Linked DNA regions of Homo sapiens: region 1 is linked to region 2. The links are chromatin loops, found by intact Hi-C in ENCODE. Cell type or tissue: HepG2. All regions are shown on one strand. Links, peaks and the distances in the headings refer to the core of each region. The heading gives the core; the rest is flanking DNA.

Evidence for each region. Hi-C counts contacts between places; a loop is a spot of excess contacts. Peaks named below come from ENCODE experiments on the same cell type or tissue, not always from the same donor. Only the 100,000 strongest peaks of a DNase experiment are listed, where the experiment ranks them.
Region 1: it touches region 2 in a loop (18-fold over the local background); 1 of 110 quality-filtered maps calls a loop at or near these places.

The regions. Positions count from the first base shown.
Region 1 is chr19:45,947,789-45,963,784 of GRCh38, forward strand. NOVA2 (NOVA alternative splicing regulator 2) reads right to left here. Exons shown (of 4, transcript NM_002516.4): 2 at 13,222-13,365; 3 at 5,992-6,158. Among named protein-coding and RNA genes, the nearest start is that of NOVA2, 18 kb to the right of the region's middle. RefSeq lists enhancers at 4,747-5,694, 12,549-13,122. In HepG2, for the core only: no CTCF peak of the experiment used is centred there; a DNase peak (open chromatin) is centred at 8,343; H3K27me3 peaks cover 1,642 bases.
Region 2 is chr19:46,030,040-46,046,035 of GRCh38, forward strand. It overlaps IGFL4 (IGF like family member 4), which reads right to left and starts at 10,963. Exons shown (of 4, transcript NM_001002923.3): 1 at 10,905-10,963; 2 at 10,479-10,529; 3 at 10,118-10,377; 4 at 9,143-9,897. The coding sequence starts at 10,923. The coding sequence ends at 9,853. RefSeq lists an enhancer at 2,534-3,137. In HepG2, for the core only: no CTCF peak of the experiment used is centred there; a DNase peak (open chromatin) is centred at 7,002.

The DNA of each region.
Region 1 (15,996 bases), core at 4,379-12,378, 81 kb before region 2:
ATGTTGGCAATCTCTTAAAAATGTCTAAGATTTGTGTAGTAGAAACAATGCAATGTACTAGCCAGGCTACCCATTTGCAGTCTGTGCATACAAATCCCTGAAAAGCTGCCTTGGACTCTGGAGTCACCTGCTTGGGTTTAAATCCTGGCTCCCTGTCTGATGCTGGGCAAGGGACCTAACCTCTTTGAGACTCAGTTTTCTCATCTGTAAAACAAGGATATTCAGACCTCCTCATAGGACTATGATGAAGCTTAATTGAGCTTATGCATGTAATGGTGAGCTTGAAATCCAAGCATGACCACAAGTAGCTGGAACTGAGAGTGAGTGCCCTTCAGGTGACTCACAACTGCTACCATTGGCAGATTACACCTCAGTCCCTATGTTTCTGCTTGGCCCTGTGGGTGAAGTCATCACCTATTCATTCAAATAAGTGACATGTGCTGAGCACCTACTATGTGCCAAGCATAGGGCATCATGTATGTGTGCAATTAATATAAGCCATAGAAGCACTCAAGAAATGATTATTGTCAGCCGGGCGTGGGGGCTCATGCCTGTAATCCCAGAACTTTGGGAGGCCAAGGTGGGCGGATCACGGGGTCAGGAGATCAAGACCATTCTGGCTAACACGGTGAAACCCCGTCTCTACTAAAAATACAAAAAAATTAGCCAGGTGTGGTGGCGGGTGCCTGTAGTCCCAGCTACTCGGGAGGCTGAGGCAGGAGAATGGCGTGAACCCGGGAGGGGGAGCTTGCAGTGAGCCGAGATTGCGCCATTGCACTCCAGCCTGGGGGACGGAGGGAGACTCTGTCTCAAAAAAAAAAAAAAAAAGAAAAAAGAAAAGAAAAGAAAAAGAAATGATTATTGTCATTGTTATCCCCATGGATGGAGCTGGATTTAAATCCCACATCTGCGGTACAGCTATTATGGAAACCAGTCTGGCAGTTCTTCAAAAAGTTGAACATAGATTTATCATATGTCCCAACAATTCCACCCTAGGTATCTACCCGAGAGCTGGAAATATATATCTACAAAAAGACTTGTACATGAATGTTCAGAAGCATTACTCATCATAGCTAAAAAGGAGAAACAACCCAAATGTCTATCAACTGATGAACAGACAAGCAAAATGTGGTCTATGCATACAATGAAACATTATTTGTCTATAAAAAGGAGTAAAGTTTTGACACATGCTAAACTATAGATAAACCTCGAAAGTATTACATCAAGTGAAAAAAGCTAGACACAAAAGACCATATATTATATGATTCTGTTTATATAAAAGATCCAGAATAGGCAAGTCCACAGAGACCAAAAGTAGATTAGTGGCTGGAAGACGTTGAGACTGGGATCTGGGGGAATGGTGAGTGACTGCTCATGGGCACAAGGTTTCTTTTTGGCATGATGAAAATGTTCTGGAATTAGATGGTAACTGATGTACGACTCTGTGAACATACAACAAAACTACTAAACTGTACACTTCTAAACAGTAAAGCTTACAGTATGTGAATTATAGCTCAACAGAGCTGTTATTTCAAAAAAAAAAAAAAAAAAACACCAGGAAAAACAAACAGCCTGACAAATCAAGAAGATGGAACAGCATGTTCACAACCACAACCAGGAGTGGTATTTAGTCTGTGATGCAGTATTTTAGAGCAGTGAAGGAAGGATAGATTGGCCAAGAAAAGGTTTGAGGACAAGGGGTTAATCATGTGGGAAAAATAAAGTTAGGTTTTAAGAAAATTTCTACCTCTTCCACCTCCTAGCTGGTGGCCTGTGAAAGTCCCTTTACTTCTCAGAGCCTCTTTTTCCACATCTGTAAAATGGGCATACTATTCCCGATCCATACGATTTGTGCAAATATTCAGTGAGACACTGGAAGCCTGCTCTCTGGAGTCACTCAGTCAGCAGGGTTGCTGTTTCTACAACACAGCAAGGTCCAAATCGTAGGTTGTTTTTTTTTTTTTTTTTTTGAGACAAAGTCTTGCTCTGTCAGCCAGGCTGGAGTGCAGTGGTGCGATCTTGCCTCACTGCAACCTCTGCCTCTCAGGTTCAAGTGATTCTCCTGCCTCAGCCGCTGGGGTAGCTGGGATTACAGGCGCCTGCCACCATGTCTGGCTGATTTTTGTATTTTTAGTAGAGATGGGGTTTCACCATGTTGGCCAGGCTGGTCTTGAACTCCTGGCCTCAAGTAATCCGCCCACCTCGGCTTCCCAAGGTGCTGAGATTACAGGCATGAGCCACTACGTCCAGCCTCCTAGTTTATTCTTTAGTAACTGTGTGACCTTAGGCAAATGCCTTCACCTCTCTGTGCCTTACCTTTCTCATCTCCAGTATTAGCATAACCACACCTACCCTATATTATTATTGGAAACATTCTTTTTTTTTTTTTTTTTACAGTCTTGCTCTGTCACCCAGGTTGGAGTGCAGTGGCGCGATCTCGGCTCACTGCAGCCTCCGCCTCCCAGGTTCAAGCGATTCTTCTGCCTCAGCCTCCTGAATAGCTGAGACTACAGGTGTGCACCACCATGCCCGGCTAATTTTTTTGTATTTTTAGTAGAGATGGGGTTTTGCCATGTTGGCCACGCTGGTCTCGAACTCCTGACCTCAGGTGATCCACCCACCTCGGCCTTTCAAAGTGTTGGAATTACAGGCATGAGCCACTGCTCCCGGCCTGTTATGGGAAACATTCAATGACTAAAGTGATGCCCAGTGCCTGGCACATGGGAAGCGCTAAGCCAATGGCAGCTGCCTTCATGATAGACCCTGAATTGTAGAACTACAGCATCTTAGAAAGATCTGCAGATGCAGACTCATAGAATCTTGGAATCCCAGGACATTAGAACAGTAGAATCTTAGATAATACATGCTTAGAATCTTGGAATCACAGAGCCATAGAACTGTTGAAGTTTTAGAGCCAGAAGGACCAGAGACCATCTGCCCCAGTGATTTGCAAGCCCATGGAAATTTGCAAATACTACTACTACCACCACCAACAATAACAACAAAAGCAGCATCAACAGCTAACAGTTTAATAGAGTAACTTATCTAGGTTCCACCACAACCCTAAGATAGGTGTTATTATTACCCCATTTTCTAGATTGGGAAATGGAGGCACAAAGAAAGAACTTGCACAAGTTCTTTCACAGGTAATGAGCAGTAGAGTCAGGATCTGATCCCGGGCCAGAGTTTATGCTCAGATTCCTAAGCCTTACCAGAAATATTGATTCAGTGGTTCTGGACAGGACCCATGAATCTGCATTTTAAGCTACCCAGATGACTCAGATATCAGCTAGGGGTGAGAGCCACTGGTATAACCCAGAAGTGGCAATCTGGTGATCCTCAGGCCCCAGTCAGCCTACAGCCATACATGTTTTTTTGACCTTCATAGTGTTTTAAAAGCAGAGTTGGCCTGGCGCAATGGCTCACGCCTGTAATCCCAGCACTTTGGGGAGCTGAGGCGGGTGGATTGCTTGAGTCCAGGAGTTAGAGAACAGCCCGCAACATGGTGAAATCCTGTCTCTACAAAAAATACAAAAATTAGCCAGGGGCCGGGCGCAGTGTCTCATGCCTGTAATCCCAGCACTTTGGGAGGCCAAGGAAGGCAGATCACCTGAGGTCAGGAATTCGAGACTGGCCTGGCCAACATGGTGAAACCCCATCTCTACTAAAAATACAAAAAATTAGCCAGGCATGGTAACAGGTGCCTGTAATCCCAGCTACTTGGGAGGCCAAGGCAGGAGAATCACTTGAACCCGGGAGTTGTAGGTTGCAGTGAGCTGAGACCAGGCCATTGTACTCCATCCTGGGCAACAAGAGCAAAACTCCGTTTCAAAAAAAAAAAAAAGAAAAGAAAAAAAAATTAGCCAGGCGTGGTCGTGTTCACCTGTAGTCCCAGCTATTCAGTGGGCTGAGGTGGGAGGATCGCTTGAGCCTGGGATGTCGAGGCTCCAGTGAGCCTAGATCATACCACTGCACTCCAGCCTGGGTGACAGAGTGTGACTCTGCCTCAGACTAATATATATTAAATAATAATAATAATAAAGCATTTTAAAGTCAGTTGATCTAAAAAATTTATGGCTTCTTTTGAAAAATTTGGAAGATGTGGTAGCACTATGTTCATGTTCCCAAAGTGCAATAATTCGGTGGATTTGAGTGGCAGCTTCTCCCTTTAAAGATGGCATACCCTCTCCAGAGAGCAACAACCCTCAAGGCTTTTGTTACCTTTTTCAATACTTTAGTTATTTAATTTATAATCCCTGGTTTGGCCCAGCTGCTGCACTGTAATAAAAGAGAAACTGAGGTCTACAGAAGGAAAGGGGCTCTGAGTAACACTGCAAGTCCAAGGCAGAAAAGAAGTAGACCTGTTTCCTGACTCAAAAATCCCATAATAACAACAGAGAACATTTTTGGGGCTAACTTTCTATGCATTATACACATAAGCTATGTGCTTTTCAAACATCAACGAACACTAACCATCACCCTTAAGGAGGCATCATAATGAATCTCATTTTACAGGTGAGAAAAATGAGGATTGGAGAAATCAAAGTCACTTGCTCAAGGTCACATAGGACGTAAGTACTGTACGGAGAAGGATTCAACTAAACAACAGAGCCCAGAGCCTGAGTTTTCAGCTATGATCTCCCTCAGTCTTTGGAACACTCGAGTAATAAGGCAGGGAATAAATCCTGGTTCTATAACCTTTCGACTCCACTGTCTCAGAGCTCCTGTGGATTAGGGGGAGGGGGTAGAAGGCTCAGGCACAGATGGTGCTGACCCCATTTTCCTTGCAACATTCACAAACTCCTGATGAACCCTGAGTCCCTTGTGGCCACGACCAAGGCGGAGGGAAGAGGCAATGCCCTCGCCTCCCTGTAAACTGTGAATAACTTGTGCGCTGCTGGTGGGAAGGGATTCGGGAGAAACCTGGCGGGGAGCGAGGAGCTTCAGCACCAAGGACAGCGTCCGCGCTACACGCCCCAAGCCCTGCGGTCTTTTTTGGGAGCGCTCCACCCTGCAGCTCTCCTCCAGGCTTCTCCGCCCACCATTTCCCCATGAGCTTAGGGGAACTCAGGCCTGTGCTCTGCCCCACCTCAGGGCAACGACAGGACCCAAGAATTCCAGATTTTACGGACTCCCTCTCTCCTGTCTTTGCCTCTAGGTAGACGTTAACGAGCCCTCGCAAGGGGCCCTCCCGTCAGCCCAGGGGTTCTCGCCCCATTGCACGGAGTACGCATGCATAGGGGAGTGGGGACGGGAGAGAAAACGGGAGCCAGCCCCGCGTTTCCGTTCCCTTACGCACTTCCGGGTCCGGACAGCGCTGCCTGCAGCTTTGAGGGGAGCCCACCTGCCCCGTGAGCGCCGTCGTCATGGCAACCGGACAGGCCCGGGAAGCGATTGGCCACTCCCTGCCACGCCCCTATGCCACTGCTTCCCCGTAACTGAGGCAACGGAGGGGCGCTGCCTTCCCCCTTCCATTCCTTCCTGGAGAGGGCTGTGTAGGAGAGGGACCCACCTCTTCTCTCGCTAATGAAACACCACCTCTACCCCCATACGTTAATTATGGAGGGAAGGAGGATGAGAGGCCATTTGTAAACTCTTCTGGATGTGGCTGAACTGTCACTGAGGTCACTTCCGGTGATAGCAGGAAGTGGGAGGCAGGTCGTTCAGAGAGACAATGGGATGAGGTGGAAGAGAGAAGAGGAACTAGAGAATCCTAGGAAGAAAGGATCGAACAATAGGGAATCATGCCACATTCTCCCAGACCTTCACTCCCTCTCTGAATCAAGCCCACTCTAAATGTTCTGGAGTCCTTTCTATTCTATTAGAGCTGACTCCCTAAAAATAATACTAACCACTACCATGTGGTCTTTGACTGATGAGATTTTTATCAGCTTTGTCCCATTGAACCTCACAGTAAGCAGTGATGTGGGAGGAATGTTTCTTTGTGAATGTCAACAGCTTTACAGCAACCCAGTCTCTGCCCCAGCTGACCTGCTTGGCTCTGTCGGGGTTCATCGTGGTTTGGGGTTGAAGGATGTTGACCACCTCAGGCTTGGTCATCGCTTGTGGGATTTCTCGGACCTTCTCGGCAATAAAGCTGTGCACAGCATTCAAGGCCTCTGCCGTGCCCTGTACTAGGCATACCCGCTCTGTGGTTCCTGTTGAGCAAGGGAGAGAGAGGGCACACTCATGAGACAGGAATGGGAACATTCCTGAGAGACAGGCCCCATTTAATGGAAGAGGCAAGCTGAGGTCCAGAGAGTGGACCTGACTGATCACACGGTGAGCCTGGGGGAGCGGGCATGGGCTGGCAGGCCATGATGGGCAGCTGGGAGAATGAGTGCCATCCTGTTTTATAATCTGCACTTCATCTCCCTCCCCTAAAACAACCTCTAGGGATGGAAGAATGATGCTTAAATGTTTTGCGATGCCCACAGCAGCCCTGGGCAGGGGAGACAGGGCTCAGCTGCCTCTTCTCAGTTCTTGCGGTTCCCTGGTTGCTTTGGCAACCATTCACTCACTCCGCCCCCCTCCCCTTCTGGAAGCAGAGAGCTCAGGCCTGCAACGGTTGCCACAGTAACTGGAACCCCCTTATCGGTCTGGCTGGCCGGGTCCTCAGCCCACCCCCAGGGGGACGAGGGACGAGGCCCTGTTGTCATGGCAACCCCTGAAAGCCTGCAGCGTTGGCCTCTGGGCTTTTTGGAGAGGATGGGGGAAGAGCTGGGGGATGGGGGAGGCAGAGGAGAGGCCTGAGTGCCTGTCTGAACCCACCAGATGGAGGGCTGAGGGGTGGGGGAGGGCAGGGGTGTGGACAGGGGAGAGCAGGGTGGGTCAAAGACTGCTCATGGAGGAGTGAGGACCAAGGAACTGGGGAGGGAGGGTCTTTCCTGGAGATTCTCCAGATACTGGCTGTGGCTCTGTCCTGGGCATCCTTCTCATTTCTGCATGAGAGTGTTAGGGAGTGGGGGCACGGGGGAGAGAGAAACTGGGGGGTATTGGGATATGTGTGTGAAAGAGATTCTGGGTGACACTGTGACCAGTGTGTGTGTCTGCGAGGCTGGTGAGTGGTGTGTGTGTGTGTGTGTGTGTGTGTGTGTGTGTGTGTACTTGAGCAGGACTAGCTAGATGATCCTAATCTGTGTTTGTAGAAGATAAAGTGCAGAGACTGCCTTATGAACAGACTATGTGACACAGTGATTCCGGTGAAGATGTTCGTGCGTGCCCTTGTGTGTGGGACAGACTTTGGTGTCGCTTTGATGATGAAGGTTATGTAGACTCTTTGTGAGACAGAGCTGAGTGTATGTGAGAGTTTGAGAGAAAGAAACAAAAGAATCTCACAAAGTGGGATAGAGGCTACACAATGAATATATACCACTTTGAGACTGGATGGCAGTGTATGTGTCTGCATTTGTGTGTGTACGTGTGTTTGTGAAAGTGAAAGAGAGACACACTTCTGGATGTTTCTGAGACTATTTGGATGACCAGTGTGAATATACACATATGTACAGGAGACAGGAAAGACCCTATGACCAGTGTGTGTGAACCTGAGAAGGAGAGACAGACAGGTAGACTCAGGTGTCAGTTTGTAGGACTTTTTGGATGACTGGTGTGTTTGTGTATGTGTGTGTCTGAACATGTGAATTACAGCGAGACAAAGAAAACTTGACTGGTCAGTGTGAGAATGTGCGTGCCTGGGTGAGCCGGGATGTGTGTGATGCGTGGAGTGTGAGTGTGTCTCTCTCTCTTTGAAGGGGATTCTGCCCCTGAGAATGTAAAAGGTCTTGAGTGTGGCCGGGTGCGGTGGCTCACGCTTGAAACCCCAGCACTTTGGGAGGCCGAGGTGGGCAGATCATGAGGTCAAGAGATCGAGACCATCCTGGGCAACATGGTGAAACCCTGTTTCTACTAAAAATACAAGAATTAGCTGGGCGTGGTGGCACGCACCTGTAGTCCCAGCTACACGGGAGGCTGAGACAGGAGAATCGCTTGAACCTGGGAGGCGGAGGTTGCAGTGAGCCGAGATCATGCTACTGCACTCCAGCCTGGCGGCAGAGCGGGACTCCGTCTCAAAAAAAAAACAAAAAAAAGAAAAAAAACAAAAAGTGTCTTGAGTGTGCACCAGGCACCGTGTGGCTGTGTACCTGTGTGTCTGGGATACCTGGGGTGTGTGTCAGTGTCCAGCAAGCACTTCAGTGCAGCACGCTGGTGACACGACCCTGACTCCTCAATTGCCATTTCCCAGTCTGGCAGGCCAGCCTCGCCATGTGTCTGGGCGTCACTGTCTGTGGGTCACTTGTGTAGCTGACATCCCCCACCCGCTTTGGGCCATGTTCCTCACTCTTACTACCCCCCCTTCCCCACCCCAGAACAATGGCTTGGTCTGAGCCAAGGGTGAGTCAGCCTGCAGTCTGCCTCCGTCTGGTGTAAATAGGAAAGGGTGTGGGTTGGGGTGGGAACTGGGGGGCGGGGTAGGGGGAGGTGGATGCCCCAGGAAGAGCTGGCCGAGGGTTTGCCTCTCTGTGAAGCTTCCTTCCAACTCAGGAAGTCTTTGACCTTCCATCCCCTTGTAGTTTTTACAAGGGGGCCCACAGGGGCTTTTGGGGAGGTTGGTTAAGCCCCACAAGAGTGTCTAATAATAGCTGACCCTTATACAACCCAAGCCTCAGGCACCATTCTAAGCACTTTTTTTTTTTTTCCCTGAGACAAGAGTCTCATTCTGTCGCCCAGGCTGGAGTGCAGCGGTGCGATCTCAGATCACGGCAACCTCTGCCTCCCAGTTCAAGTGATTCTCATGCCTAAGCCTCCTGAGTAGCTGGGATTACAGGCGTGTGCCACCACGCCCGTCTAAGTTTTGCATTTTTTGTAGAGATGGGATTTCACCATGCTGGCCAGTCTGGCCTCAAGTGATCCACCCGCCTTGGTCTCCCAAAGTGCTGGGATTACAGATGTGAGCCATCGCACCTGACCAAAGCACTTTATACATACGTGTTCACTTAATATATGAAGTAGGCAATATTATTATTGTCCCTGATTCCCTGCTAAGGACGCCGAGGCACAGAGAGGGCTCAAGATGTGTTCAAGTTCTCTTAGATGGTAGTGGATGTTCAGAGATTTGAACCCAGGTGTCTGGCTTCAGAGTCTGTGCATTCTGCTAAATTTGGGGTGCATGGAGTGATCAGCTCTATGTGTGTATCTTGGAGGGAGGCATAAAATGATGACAGTTTTATTTTTGTATTTTTGATATTAAAAAGAATATGAATGTATTAAGTAGTCATTCAAGAGTATGCACGTTGATAGAGGTATGTTATAAAACTATAAAAATGTTTTTTGAAGTGTGTGTGGTGGGACACAGTGGCTCATGCCTGCAATCCCATCACTTTAGGAGGCCAAGGTGGATGGAGGGCTTGAGCTCAGGAGTTCAGCCTGGGCAATATAGCGAGACCCCATCTCTACAAAAAAAAATATACAGGCCAGGTGCAGTGGCTCACGCCTGTAATCCCAGCACTTTGGGAGGCCGAGGCGGGTGGATCACCTGAGGTCTGGAGTCCGAGACCAGCCTGCTAACATGGTGAAACCCTGTCTCTACTGAAAATACAAAAAATTAGCTGGGCATGGTAATGGACGCCTGTGATCCCAGCTACTCGGGAGGCTGAGACAGGAGAATCGCTTGAACCTGGGAGGCGGAGGTTGCAGTGAGCCGAGATCTCACCACTGCACTCCAGCCTGGGCAACAACAGCGAATCTCTGTCTAAAAAAAAAAAAAAAAGTAGCTGGGCCTGGTGGTGCACACCTGTAGTTCCAGTTACTCAGGAGGCTGAGGTGGGAGAATCACCTGAGCCCAGGAGGTTGAGGTTGCAGCGAGCCACGATCGTGCCACTGCACTCCAGCCTGGGTAACAGAGGAAGACCCTGCCTCAATATAAATAAATAAATACAAAATAAAAAGTGTGTGTGTGTCTGTGCTTTTCTTCAGCAGTTAGGGTATAAAGCTTCAAGCAGATGTTCAACATCAGACGGTGTTTTAGAATCCCTAGGGTGGCCGGTCGCGGTGGCTCAAGCCTAGCACTTTGGGAGGCCGAGGCGGGTGGATCGCGAGGTCAGGAGATCAAGACCATCCTGGCCAATATGGTGAAACCCTGTCTCTACTAAAATACAAAAACATAAAAATAAAAAAATTAGTTGGGCATAGTGGCACATGCCTGTAGTCCCAGCTACTCGGGAGGCTGAGGCAGGGGACTCGCTTGGACCCAGGAGGCAGGGGTTGCAGTGAGCCGAGATCACGCCACTGCACTCCAGCCTGGTGACAGAGCAAGACTCCGTCTCAAAAAAAAAAAAAAAAAAAAATAGAATCCTCAGGGTGGATCTGGGCTGACGCAAGGGAGTCTGTGTGGCCCTTGCGCAGGTGCTTGCCTTTTTCTGCATTTCAGTTGCTCCATGTATGACCTGGATGGATTGAATCTAGGGCTTTGGGATCCACCACAAAGGAGGGGAGGTTGTGTGTTCTGCCCTTCTCTTGGAGTTAAGTGCCAGGTAGGTTTTTATTTCATGTAGTAGACACCCAAGTGCTGTGTGTGTGTGTGTGTGTGAGAGTGTGTGTGTGTGGGAGCATGTGTGTGAGTGGGGTGTGTGTGAGTGTGAATGAGTGTGAGAGCACGTGTGACAATGTGTGTGTAAGCGTGTGTGTGAGTGGGATGTGTGTGAATGAGTGTGAGTGTGTGTAAGCATGTGTGACAATGTGTGACAGTGTGTGTGACTGTGTGTAAGCGTGTGTGTGGGTGTGAGGGTGTGAGTGTGAATGAGTGTGTGTGAGCATGACAGTGTGCGTGTCAGCGTGTGTGAGTGTGAGCGTGTGAGACTGTGTGTGAGTGTGCATGTGAGAGTGTGAGTGTGTGTGCATGCTAACCTACTAGGCCCAGAGTGCCCTTTCAGTTTCTCCACTGTCATTTCTCACATGTTCTGTCTGCTTTGGCTACATTGACCAAACTGCTCAGCAGCCTCCGAGTATGCCATTTTGTCTTCCTGGGCACACTTCCCTGCACTTTACCTCGCTCATCCTTCCCTACTGCTCTGGTCGTCTCTTCCAGGAAGCTCTTCCTGACCTCCCTGGGCTGGGTCCTTTGTGCCACTTGGGCTCCAACTACCAACCTCTGGACTTCCTGTCCCAGCCCTGACCACTCTGGGTCATCACTGGTGTGACGTCTGCTTCCCTGACTGGGATGTGAGAACCAAGGAAGCAAGGCTGGGACATTTCAGCCACTGCTATTGTCCCCATTTCTGTCTGGCACCGGGCTGGCATAGAGGAAGTGCTCAGAGAATGTGTGTTGAATGAATGAGTGAATGAATGAATGACAGGGTGTCACGCCAGGAGTGGAGGGAAGTGTTTTTTGTCTCCTGCAGTAGCTTTTCCATTTTCCTACATTCCTGTGGGATGTAGGACTAGGATGTAGGGGGCTGTGTCCTGCTTCTCTGAGTCAGCAGCCGGCTCATGCTGTATGATCTGGAAGTTGCACGCCAGGAGTGGGGATGGGGGCTGACCACATGTCCAGGGGCTGAGGAGAGACGCTGGCTCCTGTTGCTTGTCTGAATACTGTTTGACCTGGTAGGACCAATGTCTGTCCCGCCTTCTGGGTTTCCCAGCTGCCTGGCCTGTGGGGTGTGTCAATGGGCTGGGAGGGGACGACATGTCTCGTGGCACAGAATGTGATCCAGGAGCAAGGAACCAAGTGTCCTCGGAGGAACATTCCGAACAGAGGTCTTATCCATATCTTGTGGGCTACAGGGGAGTGGGGAAAACTGGGCCAGGGTGGAAGAGAAAAGGAGGAGGTGTGCCTGGTTCACTCGATTTTTCTCTAAACCTCTTGCCAAAGCTGCTTAGTGAGATGGGAGGCTGGGGGCGGGGTGGATGGTGGAGAGAGAGAGAGAGAGAAGAGGAGAGAAGATAGAGCAGAGAGAGAATGAGAGAGAAAGAGGGAGGAGAGAGGGAAAGATAGGAGAGAGGAGAGACGGGGTGGGGAGAGAGAGAGAGACAGAGAGGGAGAGAGAGAGAGAGAGAGAGAAAGAGAGAGAGAGAAAATGAGTGCGTACTGACCCTGGGCTCCAGCTCTGGTGTTTGACCTAAAAAATCCAAGGGGATTAAGGATGAACTAGAACCAGCACTGGACCAAAGATGCAATTCAGGAGGCCTTCCCTGGAGTCCTAGATGTCGATGCTTGTCGGGCATTGGTCTTGGGAGGGAGATAGGGAGAGGTGAGAGACTTTGGAGGGAATAGAGAGAGTGGAGGGGCCTTGGAAAATGTATGGTTGGGGGAGAAGGATGGAGCAGGGGGAGAGGCAGAAAAGGGACTGGGTTTGGAGGAAGGGAAGAAAAAACCAGGAGGGAGCTGAGACTTAGGAAAAAAGAGACACAGGAAGGGAGAGGCAGAAAGAAATGTGTGACGCCCGCAGAGGAGGACCTCAGTGAGAGGGGGCTAGTAGATACTGGTTGAATGGATGATTGAACAGAGTTCAGAGAGAGAGAGGAGGAAAGGAAAAACGTGAGACTATGAGAGGTGGAGGGAAGGAAAGGATGGGGAGAGAGACAGGAAGACAAAAGGAGAAGGAAAGATGAGGGGAGGGACAGGGAAAGCAGAGGACAGATGAAGAGGACAAGAGATGGGGGGTATCCAAACAGAACCAGAGAGATGGACAGAGAGGCAGACAGAGGGGCAAGAGACAGAGGGAGGCAGAGGGGAGCAAGAGACGAGAAGTCAGAAACAGAATGAGAGGGAGACACATAAAGAATGACACCGAGACAGAGAAAACCAGTGAGACTGGGCAAGAGGGGGTGACAGAATTCCAAAGGGGGGAGCAAGTGTGTGGAACATGGCTGGCTGGCCCCCAAGCCCGGAGGGACGCCCTGACACCTGCCTCCCTCCCCACCCTCGCTCCTCCAACTGACCAGAGGGGGCAGGTGTGTGGGAAAAGACACATCTGCCAGCGCATCATGCAAATGAGCTCATGAATATGCAGCAGGCCCGTTGTCTTGCCCTGCCCCCACCCCCATCTGCTCGGCCAGGCCCCTCGGGCTGGGGGCAGCTCTGTCCCCTTAGGGGAAGGGGAGGCCCCCTCCCCACCACTGTCACTGTCCTTAGGGCAGACCTTCCCCCTCATCTAGGGCCCAGGTGGGAGGGAGAAAGGGAGGAAGGGCGGGGGGCCTAGGGCAGAGACCTGGGCCGGGGCTCACCGGGGTAGAAGTCTTTGGACTTGGAGAGCTTGATGGTGGCTCCGGTCTCCTTCTGCAGCTGCACGATGGTCTGCCCGCCCTTGCCAATGATGGAGCCCGCCGCGTAGCTGGGGATCAGCACCTTCAGGAAGTATTCGCCTTCCTCTGCGGGGGCACACAGGGTGGAGGGGAGTCAGCGGGGGAGGGGTCTTCACCTTTGGAGGGGGTGAGCAGAGGAAACCCCAGGGGTCACAGTAGCAGTATGGAGAATAATACAAATAATGATCTTCATTCACTCATTCATTCAACAAATAGTTATTGAGCACCTGCTACGTGCCTGGCACTGGTCTAGGGAAACAGCCAAGAAGAAAATAGACAAAGCTCCCCGATTTGTGGGCAAATGAGGCAAATAAGGCCGAAAGAGTTTTAGTGATTCAGCCAAGAGCTCGCACAGCTAGCTACATTCTTCTAGGTGGGGAAGACAGACAGTATATTTCATGTCAGATGGTGGGACTCCTGATGACACAAAAAAGGCAGGAAAAGGGGGTCAGGGAGGGTGGGAGGCTGCAGTGTCAGAGAGGGAGGCCAGGGAAGCTCTTCCTAAGAATGTGGCAGGCTTTATTCATCATCACACACTTTTGCAGCACCTGATAGGTGCTATACTGTTCTAAGTACTTTCCAAATACCAGTCCTTTGAATTTTCACACTTATCCTATGAAGGAACCCATCATACAGATGAGGAAACAAAGGTGAAGAAATCACCCAAGGACACTTGTAGGTGGCAGAGCTGAGATTTGGAGTCCATGCTCTGAACTATTATGATCATCAGGATATGGAGGAAGGAACGGAACCACATGGCTATGTGAAGGACGAGTGAGTGCAAAGGCCCTGAAGTGGGACTGTGCCTGTGCTCTTCCAGAGGGACTAAGGAGGCCCCTGTGCCTGGGGCTGAATGAGAGAGGGGAAGAATGGGAGGAGATGAGGACAGAGAGGGGTGCTGGTGGTGAGGGGTGATGGGGCTCGCAGGCCACAGTGAGGTCCTTAACTTTTACCCCAAGTGAGATGGAGCCATGGGAGGGATGTGGCCTGACTTAGGTTTTAGGAGGATTCCTCTGATGCCCATGAGGGGAGCAGACCGTGAGAAGCAACGGTGGGAGAGGTGGGGGCCCAGTGAGGTGGCGACTGCAATGGTCCAGGCAGGAGGTGACGGCGGTCTGACAGGTGGAAGCGGTGAGCGGGGAGGCAGAGGAAGGCCGGACGCTGGGGATGCTCCGAACACTCACTTTTGATCAGGCGCTGTGCTGAGTGCTTTGTGAGCTTGATCTCGTCCGTTCCTCACAACCTCCCGGTGAGGCGGGTGGAATGAGCTCCATTTTTACACAAGAGGAAACTGAGGCACAGAGGGGCACAGAGAAGTGAAGGTACCAGCCCACGGTCATCACCAGCCCAAGGACACGAACACAGCTACTGGGCTCAGATTCAAATCCAATTCTGATTCAGTCTCCTCCCATCATTGCTTAACACCCTCCACTCCTGGGGGGACCAACACGATGAAGGACAGCCTCGAAGACCTAGATGCAGTGCCAGCGGCAGCTTGTGGAGTTTTGGCCATTCTTTGTTATAGGCCAATTTTTCTTTTCCTTTTCTTTCTTTCTTTTTCTTTTTTTGTTTTTCCTGAGATACGGCCTTGCTCTATTGCCCAGGCTGGAGTGCAGTGGTGCAGTCTCGGTTCACTGCAACCTCCACCTCCCGGGTGTAAGGGGTTCCCCTGCCTCAGACTTCCGAGTAGCTGGGACTACAGGCGCCCGCCACCACACGTGGCTAATTTTTTGTATTTTTCGTAGAGACGGGGTTTCGCCATGTTGGTCAGGCTGGTCTCAAACTCCTGATTTCAAGTGATCCGCCCACCTCGGCCTCCCAAAGTGCTGGGATTACAGGCGTGAGCCACCGCACCTTGCTTATTATAAACCAGTTTTTTTGACCATGTGAAAAGCATTTTGTTAATGTAGTCTCAAGGCAAGCATCTAGCCTCCCCTGCCCGTTGCCCCTACGTGCCTCCAGGATGGAAATTCTGGACACTTCTCAGTATAAGAAGACCCTTTGCGGCCGGGAGCGGTAGCTCACGCCTGTAATCCCAGCACTGTGGAAGGCGGAGGCGGAGGCGGGCAGATCACGAGGTCAAGAGACGGATACCATCCTGGCCAACATAGTGAAACTCCGTCTCTACTAAAAGTACAAAAATTCGCCGGGTGTGGTGGCGCGTGCCTGTAGTCCCAGCTACTCGGGAGGCTGAGGCAGGAGAATCGCTTGAACCCAGGAGGCAGAACTTGCAGTGAGCCGAGATCGCGCCACTGCACTCCACTCCAGCCTGGCGACCCTTTGTGACTTGGCCCCACCCACCTTTCCAGCTTCACTTCCTCATCTTCCTCCGTGAGCCTCAGGCTCAGTGCATATTTTGTTCCTTAAACGTGCCCTGCTCCTTCCCACCTTAGGGCTTTTGTGCATGCTCTGTGCCTGGCAGCTTCTCTTCCCCTCAGTCAGTTTCTTTTTTTTTTTCTTTTGAGACAGAGTCTCGCTCTGTCGCCCAGGCTGGAGTGCAGTGGCGCGATCTCGGCTCACTGCACGCTCCGCCTCTCCGATTCACGCCATTCTCCTGCCTCAGCCTCCCGAGTAGCTGGGACTACAGGTGCCCACCACCACGCCCAGCTAATTTTTGTATTTTTAGTAGAGACGGGGTTTCACCATTTTGGCCAGGATGGTCTGGGTCACCTGGCCTCGTGATCTGCCCTCCTCGGC
Region 2 (15,996 bases), core at 3,553-11,552:
GGCATTATGCTAAGTGAAAAAAAGTCAATCTCAAAAGATTTCATACTGTACAATTCCAATTATATAACTTTTTTTTTTAGACGGAGTCTTGCTGTGTCACCCAGGCTGGAGTGCAGTGGTACAATCTTGGCTCACTCTCACTGCAACCTCTGCCTCCCAGATTCAAGCAATTCTCCTTGCCTCAGCCTCCCAAGTAGCTGGGATTACAGGAGTGCACTACCACGCCTGGCTAATTTTTGTATTTTTAGTAGAGATGGGGTTTCACCATGTTGGCCAACCTGGTCTTGAACTCCTGACCTCAGGTGATCCACCCGCCTTGGCCTCCCAAAGTGCTGTGATTACACGTATGAGCCACAGCGCCCAGCCTATATAACATTCTTACAATGAGAACACAACAGAGATGGAGAACAGATTGGTATTTGCAAAGGGACAGATACAGTGTGTTTGTGTATGTGCATGTATATGTGTGTGTGCCTGCCACTATAGTGGTAACACAAGGGGATTCCTTTGTGGGTCTCTATCTTGATTGTGGTGGTAGGTATACAAATATTTATATGGATCAGATTGCATAGAAACACACATGCACATGCGTGCACACACACACAGGAATGCATGTGAAACTGGTGAATACTGAATAAGGTCCTCTGTAATCTAGTTAACAGTAATGTACCCATGTCACTTTCCTGGTTTTGATATTATACTATGGTTATGTAAGATGTTCCCACTGTGGGAATACTGGATGAATGTTACGTGGGACTGTATGTACCATGCAATTTCCTGTGAGTCTGTAAGAGTTCAACACAAAAAGTAATTACAAAAGAAGAAAAGAAAAGGTGCTGGTGATGACAAGGTTGTTGGGAAAAGGGCTTGTGCGGTGCCTGCATAAACTGGCCGTAAAAAATATGGGACAATAAGTTGTGGAAAGCCACAGGAGGCCTCTGATGAGGAAAGCCTTCTAATTGCCATCACGTTCCCATGGCCAGAGCGTGACCTGCTCTCTTATTTACAAGCACTGTGCTCAAGGAGAAAGACACTCCTTTGAAGCATTGGAATGTGGCCAGATATGCCGGCTCCTAGTTACGCCCACTCCCCACAGCTGCTCTCCAGTGAGTTAAAGAATAAATCAGTAGTTAAGTTTATGCTGCTTCAGCACAAAGACAATTTACCTAAACCGCCATTGCTATAGATTAGGTGTATGACACACCGCCCCCCTTTCACCATTTCACCCCTGAATATCTGCTTCTCAGATCTAAGTGATTGTACTCAGTAGTGTGGAGACCAGAGTTTGGCACCTTTTGCAGCCTCCAAAAGTGCAGTTGGCCCCCTGGCACCCCACCCTTTATGCACTCTTAACCTGTCTCTTCTCATTCCTTCGTCGCCACCGGACTTTGGGTACCCTACGGGTGGTGTTGAGGCTGGTCCCCAACACAAGGTGACAGCAGCCATCCCACTCCATTAGCAACTGTGGTGATAAGCACTGGTTTAAAATGGGCTGAATTGAAAACTGTTACTCTTGCCTTAGTCCAGGGATTGGCAAACTTTTTCTATAAGCCCCAGGTAGTAAATATTTTAGGCTTTATGGACCACATATAATCTCTGTTGCATATTCGTTTCTCTCTCTGTGTGTCTGTGTGTCTATGTGTGCTTTAAAATGTTTTATAAATGTAAAAACCATTATTAACTCATTGGCTGTTTAAAATAGGCCACATATAGTGTGTGTGTGTGTGTGTGTGTGTGTGTGTGTGTGTGTGCACATAGGTGAGATTTGGTCTGTGGGTTATAGTTTACCAACCCCTGCTTTATACAATATTTCTAAAGGCTGGACATGTTACGTCTTCTGACTCTGGAGTTGTTGACAATGTCTTAGCCACCTGTTCTGCCACTTGGAAGACTATAGACCAGCAGACTAAAGATATCTCTTTATAAGGCTGTGAACTCTGGAAATTCAATCACAGCTGCTAATGGAAACTTCTAAGTCCACTAGCAGCTGTGATTCATTATTCATGTAGATGCTCATAGTAATGATGGCAGCAGTGGCCCGTCTGGAGCTGCCACTGCCATCATGTGGGCTGCAGTGGGGGGCAGGTGGCACAGTTGGGGCTGTACACTCCACTAGACGGTTGGAGCTGGGGACAAGTGGGAGCCCTGCCCCTTCCAAGTTGGTGGGGCAGGAGCTCCCCGGGTGCAGCTGCAGCCACCCAAGTCATGGCTATGGACCCAGGCCTTCCACTCCATGGAGCAGGCAGAAACCCCACCCTCCCAGGTGCAGCTGCGGCTGCCCAAGTTGTGGCCTCCCTGTGCTCTTGGAGGTGCTGGGAGCAGGCAGGAGCCCCACCTTCCTGGGCACAGCTGTAGCTGCCCAAGTCATGGCTGCAGACCTGGGGCTCCCACTGCATGGAGGCCAGAGCCCCACCCCCCCAGGCATAGCTGCAGCCACCCAAGCCATGGCTGCAGACCCAGGCATCTCTGCACTCTTAGGGGCCTGGGAAGGCACTCCCTGCCCTCACAGGCTTAGAAGTGCCTCCTCCTGCTGCCTGGCTTCTCCCTGCTGTCAGCACCCACTGCAATCTTAGAGCAAAGTTGGGGCCGAGCCTAGGCACTGTCACAGCCTGGCTGGGTGTGCACATACCCGGGGCAGTGCTGACACACCAGCCCCCTGCCACAGCCCCCTCCAGACTTTGGGCACCGATGAGCATAGGAGGAAAGCTGAGGGGGTGCTGAGGGCAGCTTGGTACTGGCCTGCAGGTGCCCTTTGGCATAAGCAGCCTGGGCACCATGGATGGCAGCAGGAGGCAGACAGCCTCCTGGGCAGAAGGGGGCAGGTCCTGGTGAGGCCCCACCTTGAGGTCAGGGAGGGCCTGAAGGCTGGGGGCTGGGCTGCCAGTCCCAGGACCAGAGGATGAACCTGTGGTGCCTTTTTGGGGCCTATTCATGGCCATCTGTGGAGCAATCAGCATGCACTTCCTCCCCTCTGTGGCCCATAAAAGCCCCAGGCTCAACCAGCACAGGGCAGATGATGGGACAACCAGCTGCAGAGCGGAGCTATACTTTCTGCTGAGAGCTGGAGCAGATGATGGGATGACCAGCTCCAGGGAGGAGCTACCCTCTCTGTTGAGAGCTGGACACTTGTTGGGATGATCTGCATGCAGAAAGGAGCTGCCTGCTGCAGGAGACTGAGCTGGTCTATTGCTCAGTAAAGCTCCTCTTCATCTTGCTCACCCTTCGCTTGTCTATGTACCTCATTCTTCCTGGTCACAGGACAAGAACTTGGGACCCACTAAATGGCGGGGCTAAAAGAGCTGTAACACAAACAGGGCTGAAACATGCCCCTTGCTTACCACGCTGCAGGCAAAGAGAAGGAGACAAGAGCTGTGGCCCTTCAGGGAGCCCAGACTTGGGAGCTCCCTGAGCCAGGGCTATGACTCCCTCTTGGGGCCCTGCAGCTCCTGGTGTCTCCAGGCATCTGGATGCTACCACATTCCCCAGCTCCAGCCAGGGAAGCTGAAGTGAGGCACCGGGTCCAGCTGCAGCCTCGCAGAGAGCCGGCACCATGCTGGCACCGGGAGCTGCCCGCCCCGTGGCAGCAACTGGCACGTCTGACTGCGCAGTGGCTGGACCCCATGCTTGCTCACACACCCCTCGCAGTCTTCCTTGGAGGCATGGGATCAAGGCCAGTAGTATAAGCTGAGTGCAGCCTGCCAGGCCAAGTGGGCAGAACGAGCCCAGAGGGTCCAAGCAAAACTCGGGCAAAGGTGCCACCAGCCATGGGTTTCTGGCCAGAAAAGCAGCACTCCAAAGATCCTGTAACAGTAAGGACCCATTCTCTGATGAGACTGACTGGAATCAAGCTACTGATCAAATTTGCACAACCTTCACTGCTGTCATTGCCATCCGGATCCATCATTGTAACACGCTGACCTTATGGCCATGCGAGGAGAGCAACCCTAGCATCTGGGGAGAGAATGCCACATGCTCACGAGGCACGGGGAAGGAAGAACAGTGCTGTGTTCGCCCCCCAGATTCAGCACTGCAGCCCGAATCAAGCAACAGCTGCTGCTGGGTTTGCCACCCCCCACCTACATGCTATGAAAACAGAGAAACTCGTTTTTCTTTTACTTTTCCTTTCTTTTTTTTTTTTTTTTTGAGATGGAGTCTCACTCTGTCATCCACACTGGAGTGCAATGGCGCAATCTCGGCTCACTGCAACCTCCACCTCCCAGATTTAAGCGATTCTCCTGTCTCAGCCAACAGAGTAGCTGGGATTACAGGCGCCTGCCACCACACCCGGCTAATTTTTGTATTTTTAGTAGAGACGGGGTTTCACCATGTTGGTCAGGCTGGTCTGGAACTCCTGACCTTGTGATCCGCCCGCCTCAGCCAAAGTGCTGGGATCACAGGTGTGAGACACTGTGCCCGGCTGAAATATGTTTTTCTGACATGGCTGGTCCTGAACCACTCTGTTCTGCCTTATACCATCAATAGCACCTTCCAAACGTGGATCTTCCTCATATGTGCACAAACACATAGACTGATAGACATCTTGCTTTAATCGGACATAGAAATTTATGGCTGGGCACAGTGGCTCACACCTGTAATCCCAGCACTTTGGGAAGCTGATGTGGGTGGATCACTTGAGCCCGGGAGCTCAAGAACAGCCTGGGCAACATGGTAAAGCCATGCATCTACTTTACAAAAAAAAAAAAAAAAATATATATATATATATATTTATATATATATATATATGGTAGTGCATGCCTGTAGTCCCAGCTACTTGGGAGGCTGAGGTGGGAGAATTGCTTGGGCCCAGGAGGTGTGTTGAGATGAGCCAGCATCGCATCACTGCATTCTAGCCTGGGTGATAGAGCAAGACCCTGTCTCAAAAAAAAAAAAAGCTGGACATGTTGTATTTTAGGTTATGAGACTCTGGAAATAATTTAAATCTTGTTTTAGTTGGCTCTGTTTGACACCACTATAGCAGGGGAAGGAAGTTGGGGTGCTGTCTCCACTGCCAGGTCAGGGTAGAAGTCCGGGTTCTTGACAGCCTTCATTGATACCTGGTGGGGAGAGGGTGAAGAGTGCCTTGATACTGATGGGTTTTGAAATTCAGGTTCCCCTTGTCGTCCCCACTGATACTGTGACTCTATTCTTGGCACTCTCTAACCTTAACCTGGTGGGATAATTAGGATTCCTTACAGCCCACAAAGAGACTGAAAAAACAAAGGTAGAATATCCAAGGATGCTGGGACAACTATAAAACCGGTAACAGGCTGGGCATGATGGCTCATGTCTGTAATCCCAGCATTTTGGGAGGCTGAGGAGGGTGGATCACTTGAGGTCAGGAGTTCGAGACAGGCCGGCCAACATGGTGAAAGCCCGTCTCTACTGAAAATACAAAAGTTAGCTGAGCGTGGTGGCACCTGCCTGTAGTTCCAGATACTCGGGAGGCTGAGGCAGGAGAACTGCTTAAACCTGGGAGGCAGAGGTTGCAGTGAGCCGAGATTGCACCACTGCACTCCAGCCTGGGTGACAGAGCAAGACTCTGTCTCAAAAAACAAAAACAAAAACAAACAAAACCTGTAACATTCACTTAATGGTAATATTGATGACAGCAGTGGGCTGTCTGGTGTGACCGCTGCCATCACGCTGGCCACTGCAGGGAGGGTGCAGGAAGGAGGTGGACAGCACTTCCACAGCTGCAGTCTTGGGGGCTGGCACCATGGGATTGGGCTGGGTCGCCTGTAGCGGGGTGGGGAGCAGCGCAGTGGGAGAGCAGTGCCTTCAGGCACATCACAAAGCATTTTCACAGATAGCTTGTTTCTAGTTTTTATGGTGGGATAAAGGGGCCTGATGCAGATCTGGGGCCATGATTTGGGGGCCCGGGCTGGGAAGTGGGAGTGGTGCTCTCTTCAGGGTCCCAGCCACTGGCGAAGCCACTGTGCCGACCTTGCTGAGGGTGCTAGGTTCCTGGGGCTCAGGAGAAGGATCTGCACTGCGCCGCTGGGGTCTCCTCCCTGGTGTCCACCTGGGCATTGGAGTGATTGCCAAACCTGTCACTCCAAATGGCCTGGCCCAGGGCCCGTGATCCACTCTGTCCCAGGCCATCCCTGAGTGCCGGGGTAACGAGGCAGCTTGTGGCAATGTCGCCCCTACCCCAGATGCCAGCCCAGGCCCAGCGAGGATCAGGAGTCCCCTCCCCAGGCTGTGAGGGGGCACAGCCAGAGCTACATGCTCCACAGGGCAGCCAGGAGCCCTGCCCAAGTTGTGGCTGCAGATCTGAGCCTCTGTGCTCTTGGGGGGCCAGGAGCAGGCAGGAGCCCTGCCTTCCTGGGTGCCACTGCACCTGCCCAAAGCGTGGCTGCAGACCCAGGCCTCCTGCTCCATGGAGCAGGCGGGAGCCTCCTCCTGCCCCTGCAGCTGCAGCTGCCCAAACCAGCAACTGCAGCCTCAGGCATTCCTGCACTCTTGGGAGCCTGAGAAGTGCCCCCCTGCCTTTGCAGGCTTGGAAGTGCCTGCTTCCGCTGCCTGGCTTCTCCCTGTTGTTGTCGCCTACCATAATCTTGGAGCAAAGCTAGGGCTGAGCCCAGCGGGCCATGAACAGCAGCAGGAGGCAAACAGATTCCTGGGTGGAAAGGGCCACGTCCCTGGTTAGGCCTCACCTTCAGGCCTGGGAGGGCCTCATGGCTGGGGGCTGGGCTGCTAGACTCACAGGCCAGGAGCGGGGACTTGTGATTCCTTTTCTGGGTGCCCGTGGTCACCCATGGACCAATTGGTATGCACTTCCTCCCTTCTGAGGTCCATAAAAACGATGGGCTCAGCCAGAGGAGGGCAGAGGATGGAGAGATGACTGAATGACCAGCTGAGAAGAGGAGCCACCCTCTCTGCTGAGAGCTGGGAAGATGACAGGATGAACAGCTGCAGATAGGAGCTCTCCTCTCTAGGGCCTCCTCTTTGCTGAGGGCTGAACACTTGACAGGATGACCTGCCTACAGAGAGGAGCTACCCACTGTGGGTCTCTTCTGAGCTATTCTATCACTTAACAAAGCTCCTCTTTGTCTTGCTCACCCTCCATTTGTCTGTGTACCTTTCTTCCTGGATGCAGGATAAGAACTCAGGCAAAAGTGCCAGCAGCCACAGAGGTTTCCAGCCAGAAAGAGCAACACCCCAAAGATTCCATAACAATACCAGAAGGAAAAAAAAAAAAAGAAATGAATGGAAGAAATGTTTGAAACAATAATGACTGAGAATTTCCCCAAATTCATGTCAGACACCAAACCACAGATCCAGGAAGCTCAGAGAACACCAAGCAAGATAAATGCCAACAAAGCAAGACCTCATCTCCTGAAAGGTGCTTACTTTCTGGGAGACACAGATCCCCTCCTGGAAGAGGCCCATGACCACACGGCAGGAGTTCCTTTCCGAGACTGCCAAGCACCTGTAGCAGTGCAGACCCTGAGCTCTCTTCATGCACAGCAGGGCCATCAGCAGGACCAGGGCAAAGGTCTTCATGGCATAGGAACTGCTCATTCTTCCTCTCTTGCCAGTCATTTAGTTTCAATAAACTAAAATTTGTTCTTAGTTTTGTAGCTTAAAAAAAAACTACAAATAAGCCAGTGCAATTTCCACAACCATGTTGTCTTGTACATTTTCTGATGCTATAACAGAAGTGGATTGGATAATTTAAAAAGAACAGAGATTTATTTCTTATGGTTCTGGAGGCTGGGAAGTCCAAGGTCCAGGGGTCCACATCTGGCAAGGGCCTTCTTGCTGTGTCACCCCATGGCAGAATGCAAAAGACAAGAGAGCCCATGCACACAAGAGGGGAAAGGGGTCTGAACTCATCCTTTATTTTTTATTTTTATTTTTTTATTATACTTTAAGTTTTAGGGTACATGTGCTTGTGCAGGTTAGTTACATATGTATACATGTGCCATGCTGGTGCGCTGCACCCACTAACTTGTCATCTAGCAGTAGGTATATCTCCCGATGCTATCCCGCCCCCCTCCCCCCACCCCACAACAGTCCCCAGAGTGTGATATTCCCCTTCCTGTGTCCATGTGATCTCATTGTTCAATTCCCACCTATGAGTGAGAATATGCGGTGTTTGGTTTTTTGTTCTTGCGATAGTTTACTGAGAATGATGATTTCCAATTTCATCCATGTCCCTACAAAGGACATGAACTCATCATTTTTTATGGCTGCATAGTGTTCCATGGTGTATATGTGCCACATTTTCTTAATCCAGTCTATCATAGATCGACATTTGGGTTGGTTCCAAGTCTTTGCTATTGTGAATAATGCCGCAATAAACATACGTGTGCAGGTGTCTTTATAACAGCATGATTTATAGTCCTTTGGGTATATACCCAGTAATGGGATGGCTGGGTCAAATGGTATTTCCAGTTCTAGATCCCTGAGGAATCGCCACACTGACTTCCACCATGGTTGAACTAGTTTACAGTCCCACCAACAGTGTAAAAGTGTTCCTATTTCTCCACATCCTCTCCAGCACCTGTTGTTTCCTGACTTTTTAATGATTGCCATTCTAACTGGTGTGAGATGGTATCTCATTGTGGTTTTGATTTGCAGTTCTCTGATGGCCAGTGATGATGAGCATTTTTTCATGTGTTTTTTGGCTGCATAAATGTCTTCTTTTGAGAAGTGTCTGTTCATGTCCTTTGCCCACTTTTTGATGGGGTTGTTTGTTTTTTTCTTGTAAATTTGTTTGAGTTCATTGTAGATTCTGGATATTAGCCCTTTGTCAGATGAGTAGGTTGCAAAAATTTTCTCCCATTTTGTAGGTTGCCTGTTCAACTCTGATGGTAGTTTCTTTTGCTGTGCAGAAGCTCTTTAGTTTAATTAGATCCCATTTGTCAATTTTGTCTTTTGTTGCCATTGCTTTTGGTGTTTTAGACATGAAGTCCTTGCTCATGCCTATGTCCTGAATGGTAATGCCTAGGTTTTCTTCTAGGGTTTTTATGGTTTTAGGTCTAACGTTTAAGTCTTTAATCCATCTTGAATTGATTTTTGTATAAGGTGTAAGGAAGGGATCCAGTTTCAGCTTTCTACATATGGCTAGCCAGTTTTCCCAGCACCATTTATTAAATAGGGAATCCTTTCCCCATTGCTTGTTTTTCTCAGGTTTGTCAAAGATCAGATAGTTGTAGATATGCGGCGTTATTTCTGAGGGCTCTGTTCTGTTCCATTGATCTATATCTCTGTTTTGGTACCAGTACCATGCTGTTTTGGTTACTGTAGCCTTATAGTATAGTTTGAAGTCAGGTAGTGTGATGCCTCCAGCTTTGTTCTTTTGGCTTAGGATTGACTTGGCGATGAGGGCTCTTTTTTGGTTCCATATGAACTTTAAAGTAGTTTTTTCCAATTCTGTGAAGAAAGTCATTGGTAGCTTGATGGGGATGGCATTGAATCTGTAAATTACCTTGGGCAGTATGGCCATTTTCACGATATTGATTCTTCCTACCCATGAGCATGGAATGTTCTTCCATTTGTTTGTATCCTCTTTTATTTCCTTGAGCAGTGGTTTGTAGTTCTCCTTGAAGAGGTCCTTCACATCCCTTGTAAGTTGGATTCCTAGGTATTTTATTCTCTGTGAAGCAATTGTGAATGGGAGTTCACTCATGATTTGGCTCTCTGTTTGTCTGTTGTTGGTGTATAAGAATGCTTGTGATTTTTGTACATTGATTTTGTATCCTGAGACTTTGCTGAAGTTGCTTATTTGCACTCCAGCCTGGGGGACAGAGTGAAACTCTGTCACAACAACAACAAAATCAATGCAGTATAATTACCAAGTATTAGATTCTAGAGTGATCTGTGACTCTGCTACCCCAGAACAGTCTAGATGAGGTCAGATCTTGACACAGGGCTTTTTGGGTGGTATTCCTGCAGAAGGAGAGAAGTGGGAGAGGGGAATAAGAGGGAGGGTGGTAGCAGCAGTGGCGGGGAAGGAACAGAGACATGGAGAAAGACAGAGTTGCATGGTTACTGAGAGATGGGAAGGTATGGAACCCAGCAGAGACTGCACATCTGGGTGGGACATGGACAACCAAGCTCCATTCCCTACTCCCCCCTCCCACAGCCTGGACTGGAGTCAGATCCTTACCTGGGCACAGATCCTGGTGATAGGGGAGGACTTGCAATCTGGCTTCATGCCTGGGACCTTGAACCTCACAACTGTCTGGTTCTGAGAGCCCAAAGACTCCAGGCAGCAGTGCTGGAAGCAGGGCCAGAAGGTGCAGCTGGAGCCGCAGAGCCGGGTCTGGTTCAAGTCTAGGATGACACCGTCATCACAGCACTGCTCCAAGGGGTTGTAGGTCCACTCCCCGCACCTGGGCGCTGGCTGGCATAGCCACAGTCTAAGATCTGGAAGAGTCGGGGCTGGATGGGCTGCAAGGACCAGCCTAGGACCACCTCCCCACCAACCTTAATGCTGTTCTCTCCTCCCTCACTGCATCTGTTCTCACCTGTGACTCCTTCTGAGTTTGAACCCAAAAGTTCAAAAATGAAGATGGCAGCTGAGAAGCAGAAGGAGAGCGAGAATGATTCTGAGGTCACTAGGTCTTGACCACGGGGCACAGGATGATGTCTCTGAGCTTCTCTGGTTGCTGTTAACAGCTCAGAGTGGATTTTGGGACTGGCTGTGGGTGCAGGTCCTGGGGACTGGGCTTGGCAGGTGAGGAAAGGCAGGGAGGGCTCTGGGAAAAGTTAAGCTTCTGGAATTTGCAGTTCAGGAGACAGATTACAATGCAGTCACAGATGACATAGCAGTGATTATGAGGTGGGACACCAATAATTAAATAGGGAAGAGAGAATTAACTTTGAAGTTCAGAAATAATTAGGGATGTGATATCATTAGGGATTAGCTTAGCCTAGGGCTGGGGTCTCCTTACCAGAAATTCTGGGCACCATGGGTTAGGCTTCAGAGCAGCGGACGAGGGAGCAGCAGTGGAAATGGGTCAGTGACTTTACATAGGGGCTTATATAGGATATGAACTTACCGCCATTTAGGGAGGTGTGCAGAAGGAGTGGTTTCTTGGGAAGAGTTAGGCAAAAAGAGCTGCAGGGAACATAAATAATTCATCAAAAGCTTAATGAGATGCTTCTGGACCTGTTCCAAGTGGTTGCTGCCTCCTCAGACCCTTCAGATCCTCAGGGTAAAGGCTACCCAGGAACCTATCTAAGCTTTGACTCTGCTGAGTGTCTTTCTTTGAACACCGCCCAAGGGAAAACCACTTGGAAGATATTCCTTAACTCTTGCTTATCTAAGATCAAATTACTCACCAAACACCGGCTGTCTCTAGGCTCCCCATATTCCTCCACCCTGAAGTTTCAAGGAGTCCCTCTACTCCCCGTCTCAGTTCACCTGCAGACCTGCACTGTCTATAATTTTTCAGAGTCACGTAGGAGAATTTGTGAAGTTGCAGCATAATCTAGAAGAACAGCAGGGGCTGCAAAACTGTGCCAGGGAGAACAACAACAACAAAAATAGGCGGTGGTAGGATGGATCTCTGGGATTCCAGATAGGAAAGCAGCACCTTTTTTTTTTTTTTGGTTTGTGGAGTGCCTTGTCCAAGAAAATGCTCCTGTGTGTCTCACTGTGTGATGGGATTACATGTGGCGTATTTTTAGAGCATGCCCCTCCATTTTCCACTGGTTTCTTCCCTGTGTCACAGTGAGAAGGGTGGGAGGGTGAAAGAAGGATAAGGCACAGGTATTAGAGCTTTGTAAAAGTGCATTGTTAGTATAGACTCTCTAGAGTCTCTTCCTCCTCCCTCCTCTCTCTCTTTTTTTTTTTTTTTTTTTGAGACACCGTATCTCTCTGTCTCCCAGGCTGGAGGGCAGTGGTGCTATCTTTGCTCACTGTAACCTTTGCCCCCCAAGTTGAAGCCATCCTCCCACCTCAGCCTCTTGAGTAGCTGGGACTACAGGCAGGCACCTCCTGGCCTGGCTAATTTTTTTGTATTTTTCATAGAGTTAGGGTCCTACAATGTTCTGGTCTTGGAATCCTGAGCTCAAGCAATCCACCTGCCCCAGCCTCCCAAAGTGCATTGATTTTGTTGTTGTTGTGCTTATTTGCACTCCAGCCTGGCCTCTCCTTTCTTGACTGGATGTCCAAGTCTTCGGTATTGATTTCATGCAATAAACTAGCTCTCCTCGCCTATTTCTGCAGTTGCGTATTTGCATAGATATGTCTGTTTGTCTGCTTATCAATATGCCTTCTCCTTTCCCACACATCCAAACAGAAATCCCACCTGTAAAGACACATTCTCTCACCTACACAGAACAGCTGCTGCGGAAACAGACCTATAAGAACTACATTCCTGTTTATCAAGTTAAGTAGTGTGAATACCGCATTATAACTCCGAGCCAGCAACCAAGAAATTTATGACCACTTGAAAGGGAAAGCTGCAATGAAGAGTACAAGTGACTAAGGAGGGAAATCCCAAAGCTGATTACTAGAATTGATCTCTGTATAATTGAACTATCTATGTAGAAAATCCCACGGAACCCACTGTCAAGCAAGAGGTGAGTCTGACAGATTCTGTTAGTGACAAAAACAAGCTCTTTTTAGATTCAGACACTTTATTACTTACACAGACAGGGAAAGAAAGAGCCACAGGTGCCAGCACCATGTCCCTTATACAGGGTGACACTGAAACAAAAGGGCCAGATGACTGAACAAGAATAATAGGATGCCTGTTGCTGAGTAGAGAATCCAGCCTGTGGCTCCATGGTATAGGGAGGTAGAAAGCCTCATCCCTCCCTAGAAGCCAGAGGCAGTGAGAAGCTGTGTCATGGCGGCCTCCCTTATCCATAGGGAAGTGAGTGACAAGTGATGCTGTAGCAGCTTCCCACAAGCCTCCCATGACCTCACGTTCTGGGAAGACCAGAGAGTGTTCTGCCATGACATACATCAGCTACAGTTAATTTCACCAACGTGGCCCACGTGGAGATGTTTGAGGTCGCCGGGGCAGTAGGGCAGAGCCATTACCGTAAACCTACCCCCAAAGCTCCGGGAACTAATAAGTAAATTTAGATGGTTGTAGAATACAAAGTCAACACACAAAAATCAATTGTATTTCTCGCTCCTGGAATAAGTGGAAACAAAAATTTAGAGGGGAACAATGCCATTTATAATGCCCCCCTACTGAAATTGAATACTTAGGTATACTGTAAATCTAGGAGAACATGTAGAGGATATATATGCTTAAAACTATAAACTAGTGATTAAAGTAATCAAGGAAAACCTAAATATAGAGTGGTATATCATGTCATAGTTTAGAATATGGGGCTTTTTAGCTAAGATGTCAATTCTCTCCAAATTGTCTACAGATTTAACACAATTCCAATGAAAACCCAAGCAGGATTTGTCTCAGATAGAAGCAAAATAATTCTAGAATTTATCTGGAAAGGCAGTGGAAACAAGAATGGCCCAAACAATTTTGGTTGATGAAAAATGTTGGAGGACTCACACTACCCAATTTCACAATTACTCCAGCTACACTAATGAAGACAGTATAGTATTGGCAAGTGGAGAGATACATAGATCAATGGAGCAGAACAGATTTCAGAAATAAACCCAAACAAACATGGCAAATTGACTTTTGACAAAGATGCAAAAGCAATTCAATGTGGGAAAAGATAGTCATTTCAACAAATGGTGTGGGACAATGGGCATGCATATGAAAAAAAAAATCTTCTACCAAAGCTTACACTTCCTACAAAATTTAACTCCAAAATGATCTAGATATAAAAAGTTAAACTATACATTTTCTAGAAGAAAACATAAAAAAAATCCTTATGACTTAGGGAAAAGATACAAAAAACATTGTCCATTTAAAAAATGGATAGATCAGGAAGCGGGCAAGATGGCTGACTAGAAGCAGCTGTGGTCCACCGCACTCACAGAGAGGAATGAAAGGAGTGAGTGAATTCAGCATCTTCAACTGAAATATACAGGTTGTCACTCTCAACCCATGGAGAACGAAGAAATGCAGGGTAGGGTGATGGTCCACCCAGGAGCAGTGTGGAGGTATGGGGACTCCTGCCCCCAGCCAAGTGAAGCAGTGAGTGATTGTGCAACCCTGCCTGGGAAACCATGCTTCTCCCATGGATATTTGCAACCTTAGGATCAAGAGATCCCCACATAAGCCCACGCCCAGAGATTTGGGTCCAATACACAGAGCTGTGTGGAGTCTTGGCAGAGCGGCCACAGGGGCACTCACAGAGACCCAGGAGTTTTACGTACTCTGGCCCTGGGATCTGCAGCAAGGGAGGACATCCCTCCATACATATTTCTATGAAGGGGGCTGAATCCAGAGAACCAAGCAGTGTCATTCTGTGGACCCCACTTCCACAGCACCTCACAAGTTAAGACCCAGTGGCTTGGAATTCCAGCCAGCCAACAGCAACAGGCCGGAGTCTGCCTGGGTCAGGACCAAGTTCCTGGGGTGGGGGTGTCGTGGGGGCAGTCACCATCTCTGTGGTTCAGTAGACTCAGCCATTCTAGCCTGCCAGCTTTGGAGAATACAAATGGTCCAGATGAGGAAGGGTTCCCCACAACACAGCACATCTGCCTTGCCAGATTGTAGCTAGACTGCTTCTTTAAGTGGTTCCCTGACCCCATTCCTCCTGACTGGGTGAGACCTCCTAACAAGGGTCTCCAGCCACCTCCTACAGGGACGTTTGGGTCAACAACTGGTCAGAGGAAGGAGCAGGCTGCCATCTTTGCTGTTTTGCAGCCTTCACTGGTGACACCTTCAGGTACGGGAAAAACGGAGGCAACCAGGGTCTTGAACAAACCCCCAGCACACCACAGCAGCCCTGTGGAATAGTGGCCTGACTGTTAAAAGAAAAACAAACAGAAAACACCAACAACATCAGCAAAAAAGACCCCACAGAAACCTCATTCAAAGGTCAGCAACTTCAAAAATCAAAGGTAAACCCACACAGATGAGAAAGAATCAATGCAAAAATGCTGAAAACTCAAAAAGCCAGAGTGCTTCTTCTCTTCCAAATGACCACAGTACCTCTCCAGCAAGGGCACAGAACTGGGCTGAGACCGAGATGGCTGAATTAACAGAAGTAGTTTTAAGAAGGTGGGTAATAGGCCAGGCGCAGTGGCTCACACCTTTAATCCCAGCACTTTGGGAGGCCGAGGCAGGTGGATCACGAGGTCAGGAGTTAGAGACCAGCCTGACCAACATGGTGAAACCCCCTCTCTACTAAAAATACAAAAGTTAGCTGGGCATGGTGGCACATGCCTATAATCCCAGATGCTGAGGAGGCTGAGGCAGGAGAATCGCTTGAACCCGGGAGGCAGAGGTTACAGTGAGCTGAGATCGCGCCACTGCACTCCAGCCTGGGTGACAAGAGTGAAACTCTGTCTCAAAAAAAAAAAAGAAAAAGATGGGTAATAATGAACTTCACTGAGCTAAAGGAGGATGTTGTATCCCATTGCAAATAAGCTAAGAATCATGATAAATTATACAGGAGCTGACAGAATAGCCAGTTTAGAGAGGAACATAACTGACCCAATGGAACTGGAAAACACAAGAACTTCACAATGCAATCATAAGTATCAGTTACAGAATAGTTCAAGCAGAGGAAAGAATTTCAGAGCTTAAAGACCGTCCTTCTGAAATTATACAGGCAGACAAGAATAGAGAAAAAAGAACAAAAAGAACTGAACAAAACCTCTGAGAAATATGTAAAGAGACAGAATCTATGACTGATTGGGGTACCTGAAAGAGACAGGGAAATTGGAACCAAGTTGGAAAACATACTCCAGGATATCATCCAGGAGAACTTCCCCAAACTTGCAAGACAGGCCAACATTCAAATTCAGTAAATACAGAGAACCCCAGTGAGATACTCCATAAGAAGATTTACCCCAAGACATATAATCAGCAGATTCTTCATTGTCGAAATGAAAGAAAAAATGTTAAGGGCAGCCAGAGAGAAAGGCCAGGTAACCTACAA